Linked DNA regions of Homo sapiens: region 2 is linked to region 1. A link is a loop called in an ENCODE intact Hi-C map of the cell type or tissue named here. Cell type or tissue: PC-3. All regions are shown on one strand. Each heading gives the region's core, and the rest is flanking DNA. Links, peaks and the distances in the headings are about the cores only.

Region 1 (2,929 bases), core at 206-2,705:
GAGAATGGATACATTCCAAGAAATTCCACTTTATTATTTTACTAGCTATTCTATTGAGAAAAAAGGGTCAATTGCAATTTAAAGAACAAACTGACACTTTGGATGCTGAAGATATAGATGGCTAAGAGATCAATATTAATAATAATAGCATCAATACCTAATTTTAATTGATGCTATCATAAGCCAGGAACTACACTAAGCACTTGAAAACTTCTCCATTTTTAATACTCCCAACAAAGCAGAAGTAACTTTTCCTATGTCAAAGAGAATCCTGTTGCAGATGTGGGATTAGAATGCAAGCTGTTCTACCCTACACTCTCTGTACTATTATTCTATGCTGTCTTCTCTAAGGAATGAAATTTCCTTATTCCCTTCAGCTTTGCTTAGACTTGCCCACAATCCCTTCAATAGCAAAGTACATCTACCTATAAGGTGAATCATTGTTTCTCTTTCAAACATCTACTTGATAAGCCTTGATTTAATTTTTTGTGGTTGCTTCATGATTCTTAACAAAAGTAAAATAAAATTATTATACAGAAAGTGTCCACTGACACCCAGAACATACAAATTTTGCTACTGCTTTAAAACTTCTGGTTCCACCTCCCAGTGAGGTGACTCGCTCTGATGCTTTGATTCTCTTTCCTTTTCCTGGCTTTTTCTTGTTGGAAACTGCAATAACAGGTATAACAGCTCAGAGACAAATAGCAGGAGAAAATAGAAAATGACGAGAAACAGACCAAGAAGTTGAATGTTGACACCTCCAGTTACCTGAAGGGAAAAAAAAAACCACACATTTGACTAATGAACGAATTGGGTGTAAGTCTAAAAAGGTGTTTTGTCAGCTTGCAGCATGTGTTTTCTTTTAATCTTTATCCATTCTTCTCATTTTTGAATAGTTTCAAGAAGCCATGGAATTTAATGTCTGGGCCTCAAGGAATTATTATTTTTAGCCCTGAGGAAAAATTTCTGCTGCCTTGATCTCACTACAGAATTGATCTTGTTCCAAAACAGTTTGAATTAAATGCAAGCTGTCTTACAGCATGACCCTCTGAATTAACAGGTCCTGTCAGAGGTATTGATTTGTTTTTCTGATATCTTTGAAAGGTTCTAGAAATTTCAGGGTTTTTACTTCTCTTTCCCTTTTTTGATGAATATTTCTTGTAAAATAGGATGCATTTTTGCTCTGAAGATGATACAGGAGTTTATGATTCATGAATGTTTCACAGCTGGTTCAGGTACAGTGTGCGTGAATCATAGGCACTGCATCGTAAAATTTATAATGTCACGTGTATTACAAGGATTACTTTGGATATTTGCAATTTGCTCTTTTGCAATCAAAGATGCTTTTATTTTTTTCAGATTCATTATGTTTATTTCATGGCAATGCCCTTTTTCATCTTGTTCATCTGGCAAATTCCTACATATCTTTTATTATTGTAGTTGTAATAAAAATATGGAACACGATACTTACCATTATAACCATCTTTGGCATTAAGTACATTCACATTTTTGTGCAACATCATCACCGTCTGTTTCCAGAACTTTCTCATCCTCCCAAACTGAAACTCCGTACTCAGTAAACACTAACTCCCCAAACACCAGCCCACAGCTCCTGGCACCCACCATGTAACTTTCTGTCTCTATTAATTTGACTGTTATAGCTACCTTATATAAGTGGAATCATATAGCATGTGTCCTTTTGTGTCTGACTTATTTCATTTAGCAAAATGTATTGTTTGTTTTTCTTTTAATTTTGCCATTCTTTATTTTTCCGTTTTTATTTAGATTCAAAGGGTACATGTACACGTTTATTATATGGGTATGTCACATGATGCTGATGTTTGGGGTACAATTAATCCTGTCACCAAGGTAGTTAGCACAGCACCCAACAGTTGGTTTTTCCAGCCTTGCTACGCTCCCTCTCAGCCAGCCCCCTCTAGTACTCCCCAGTGTCTTTTGTTCCCAAGTTTATGTCTACATGTATGCACCATTTAGTTCTCACTTATAAGTGAGAATATGTAATATTTGTTGTTCTATTTCTGTGTTAATTCAATTAGGATGATGGCCTCCAGCTGTATCCAGGTTGCTAAGAAGGACACAATTTCCTTTTTTAGGGCTATGTAGTATTCCGTAGTGTATATGTGCCACATTTTCTTTATATGCTCCACCACCGATGGGCACCTAGGTTGATTCCATGTCCTTGCTATCATGAAGAGTACTGCTGTGAGCATACAAGTGCCTGTGTCTTTTCAGTCAATTTATTTTCTTTTGGGTGGCATTGCTGGGTCAGATGGTAGTTCTATTTTTAGTTCTTTGAGAAATCTCCAAACTGATTTCCACTGTGGCTGAACTAATCTACATTCCCACCAAGAGTATATAAGTATTCTATTTTCTCTGCAGCCTCCCATCATCTGTTGTTGTTTTACTTTTAAATAATAGCCACCCTGACTGGTGTGAGTAGGTATCTCATAGTGGTTTTGACTTGCATTTCTCTGATGATTAGTGATATTAAGCATTTTTTTCATATATTTCTTGGCTACTTGTATCCCTTTCTGTTGAGAAGTGCCTATTAATGTCTTTTACTCATTTTTTGATGGAATTTTTTGTTTTTGCTTGTTTAATTCTTTAAGCTACTTGTAGATTGTGAATATAAGACATTTGTTGGATGCGTATTTTGGGAATATTCTCTCCTGTTCTGTAGGTTATCTGTTCACTCTGTCGATGGTTTCTTTTGCTGTGCAGAAGCTCTTTAGTTTAATTAGGTCCAACTTATCAATGATCATTTTTGTTGCAATTGCTTTCGAGGACTTAATCATAAATCCTTTGCCAAAGGTGATGTCCAGAATAGTGTTTCCTAGGTTTTCTTCTAGGATTCTTATAGTTTTAGTTCTTACATTAAAATATTTAAGCCATCTTGAGTTAATTTTTG
Region 2 (2,929 bases), core at 319-2,818, 79 kb before region 1:
TTGGACCTATAGCTTTTGTAGAGCTTCAGTGAGCTGCAGGATCCTACAGAGAATTCCCTTACATAAATGAATTCCTTCCATTCAGTTTCCAACTAAGTCCAAATTAAGAGACTTTGCTGAAAGTGAAGAAGAGTGATAATGACTTACATAAAAGGCTAGAACAGAGTTGGCCTCAGCTGCTCACCCTAGGCTTTTTTAGTGTAACAGCTACCTATAAGCCTGTGTGAGAGAAGCTAAAATGCCTGATCCAACTGATCCCAAACGACTACTGATTCTACATATCCAGGACCAGGGGATGTGGCTGTTTTGGAAAGGCAGACTTCAGGGCTCTCCCTACAGAATCAAGATTTACATGTGATTTTCGGATGCTAAATTTTGAGAGCAAGTCATATATTAAAATTACTTGAAAACTTAGGAAGATATGATAAAATTAAACTAATAAAGAAAACAAATAAGCAATACAGCAGATACATGTCAGATATTTTGGTTGAGCCCCTGGGAATTTGCTTTAACAATTACCTTAGATTATTTTAAGGCAGCAGATAAGAAGCAGGGCTTTGGAAACCACAGTATTTGGGAAACACTTAGTGGGAAAGTGCAAAAGGCCAAGTTTACTTTTGGGGTCCATCTTTAATGAACACAGATGGTTGAAGAGGGGAGCATCTTTAATTTTCACGTATCTTCATAATGTTGGTTTTCCATGTCACTTCCTAGGGCAGCTGCTATTAAATTACCACTTGGACTTGAGCGCCCGTATCCTAGTTTACTGTGATAGGAGAGGAAGGGATAGTCTATGTACACTTTTTTGGGGAGCAAGTTCATAGCTTATTTTTTTAGTAACATTTTTATTGAAATGCTGACATGCTGCTGACATACAGGAAAGTGTATATCTTGATGAATTTTCACAGAGTGAAGTTAATCATGTAACTAACAACCAGATTTTTGTTAAAAAAAGATGCTACAAACATCCCATACGCCTCCTACACCTCCTCCTAGTCACTAATCACCTTACCTCCACCTGACACAACCACAAACTTCCACTATAGGATTCTAACAGCATAGATTACTTTTCTCTTTTTTTTTTTGCAACACTTTATAATTGGATTAAATGTTGATGTTTTTAATCAGATTCTTAAGAGTTTTATGATTCCTTCTATTTTTCTGTACTGTAACCAACTCAGGATGTATATGTTCCACAACCATATACTTTCCACCTGTGAAAAAATTCAATGGCAATGAATTGTCTGCTAAAGAAAAATCTGAGACTTTTATTAACATTTTGATTTCAAAATAAAAGTACAAGTAATTCACGTTTGAATCCCAAGACAAACATGTCCAAATGTCAGGCTATTTGAAGGTTATACACTAATAATATTGTTATTGCCAAAAAATAAATTGGTTGAAAGCTTAAGTAAACATATTTTAACTGTCTAAAGTGATTTTTAAAATGTTAAGCAAATGCAATTTCTATCCATAAAGAAAGACAGGATATATAATTTAGCCCTCCAGCAAAATTAACCAAAGCAAACAATCTTCTTTGTCTACTTGAGAGTTGAATTTAAAATTGAAAATAAAGGAATAAAGGGATATGCGTGAATCATTGGTAGTTCGGTCAATTTGCCCGTTTTTCAGAATCATCCTCATATAAAGATCAATATGCAGCCTGCACCTTGCTGGGTGAAGAAACTTGGAAAAATTACACCCTTGTATATTGAAGGCTTTACTGAAGAGCTGTTTAGCAAGAGGTGTGGTGTCCAGGAAGGGAACACAGGAAGAAGAAAATTTTGAATTACATAGTAGCCTTATATCCTATGTTTAGTCACTAGCAACAGGAATATACTATTACTCAGAATGTTGTCATTATCTGCCTTCCGGGTACATTCTATATGCGTTTGTCTTTCTCTGACTCTGACTAGAAACCAAAAACTTTCTGTATGTCAAATTACCTTCTCTCTGCTTTTTTTCTCAATCTGAGGTTCCTTTATTTAAAAATGATAAAGTAAAAGTGGTGGCTTACACCCAAAACTATATTGATACTGTGTATACACAGGCATACGTGCACACATACACCAACATACCTAAATTCTAATTAATTATGAATAATGGAATGTCAAGAGGATTTGACCATGACCTATGAATACTAGCTAAGACTGAGCTTATTACTTGTAGAGTATTCCCACTGACACACGAGCAATCTTTGGTAATGCTAGAGTCACATGACAATTTTAGTGGTGTTGAACCTACACAGTTGATAATTGTATAATTGCATGCAGTTTCAGTTACTAGACTCCAAATCTTCTGGCGTGACAACATTGGCTCTTGGATGCACTGTATTATCTGGAGTTTTTGCTCCAGATTATAAGGACTATCCATTAGTAAAGACTGGTCCACTAACCAATAGGGCTAACCAATAGCCCTAACCAATAGGGCTAAAAAGAAAGATTCTCTAAAAATTGGAGTTTGAGTAGCCACACCCAGAATAATGTCTGTGAAAGTACATTCTGCTCACATTATAACCACCACAGACAGTTTGATAAAAATGGAGATTCCTTGCCTCTAACATCAACATATGAACGAGAATCTTTGTGGATAGGGTGTGGGAAACTACTTTTTTTTTTTTTTTTTTTGAGGTGGGGTTTCGCTCTTGTTGCTCAGGCTGGAATGTAGTGGCGCAATCTTGGCTCACTGCAACCTCTGCCTCCCGGGTTCAAGCGATTCTTCTGCCTCAGCCTCCCGAGTAGCTGGCATTACAGGCATGCAGCGCCATGCCCGGCTAATTGTGTATTTTTAGTAGACACAGGGTTTCTCTACATTGGTCAGGCTGGTCTCGAACTCCCGACCTCTGGTGATCCACCTGCCTCAGCCTCCCAAAGTGTTAGGATTACAGGCGTGAGACACTGCGCCTGGCCCAGGGAATCTGCTTTTTATT

The links. Peaks named below come from ENCODE experiments on the same cell type or tissue, not always from the same donor. Only the 100,000 strongest peaks of a DNase experiment are listed, where the experiment ranks them.
Region 2: a loop joins it to region 1, with 3 times the contacts of the local background. A loop is called at or near these places in 2 of 110 quality-filtered maps.

Annotation. Positions count from the first base shown.
Region 1 is chr10:54,123,008-54,125,936 of GRCh38, reverse strand. The region is part of intron 15 of PCDH15 (protocadherin related 15); the gene reads left to right. Among named protein-coding and RNA genes, the nearest start is that of MIR548F1, 480 kb to the left of the region's middle. In PC-3, for the core only: no CTCF peak of the experiment used is centred there; a DNase peak (open chromatin) is centred at 1,246; H3K27ac peaks cover 424 bases.
Region 2 is chr10:54,202,511-54,205,439 of GRCh38, reverse strand. All of the region lies in intron 10 of PCDH15 (protocadherin related 15), which reads left to right. Among named protein-coding and RNA genes, the nearest start is that of MIR548F1, 400 kb to the left of the region's middle. In PC-3, for the core only: no CTCF peak of the experiment used is centred there; a DNase peak (open chromatin) is centred at 1,819; H3K4me3 peaks cover 714 bases; H3K27ac peaks cover 1,988 bases.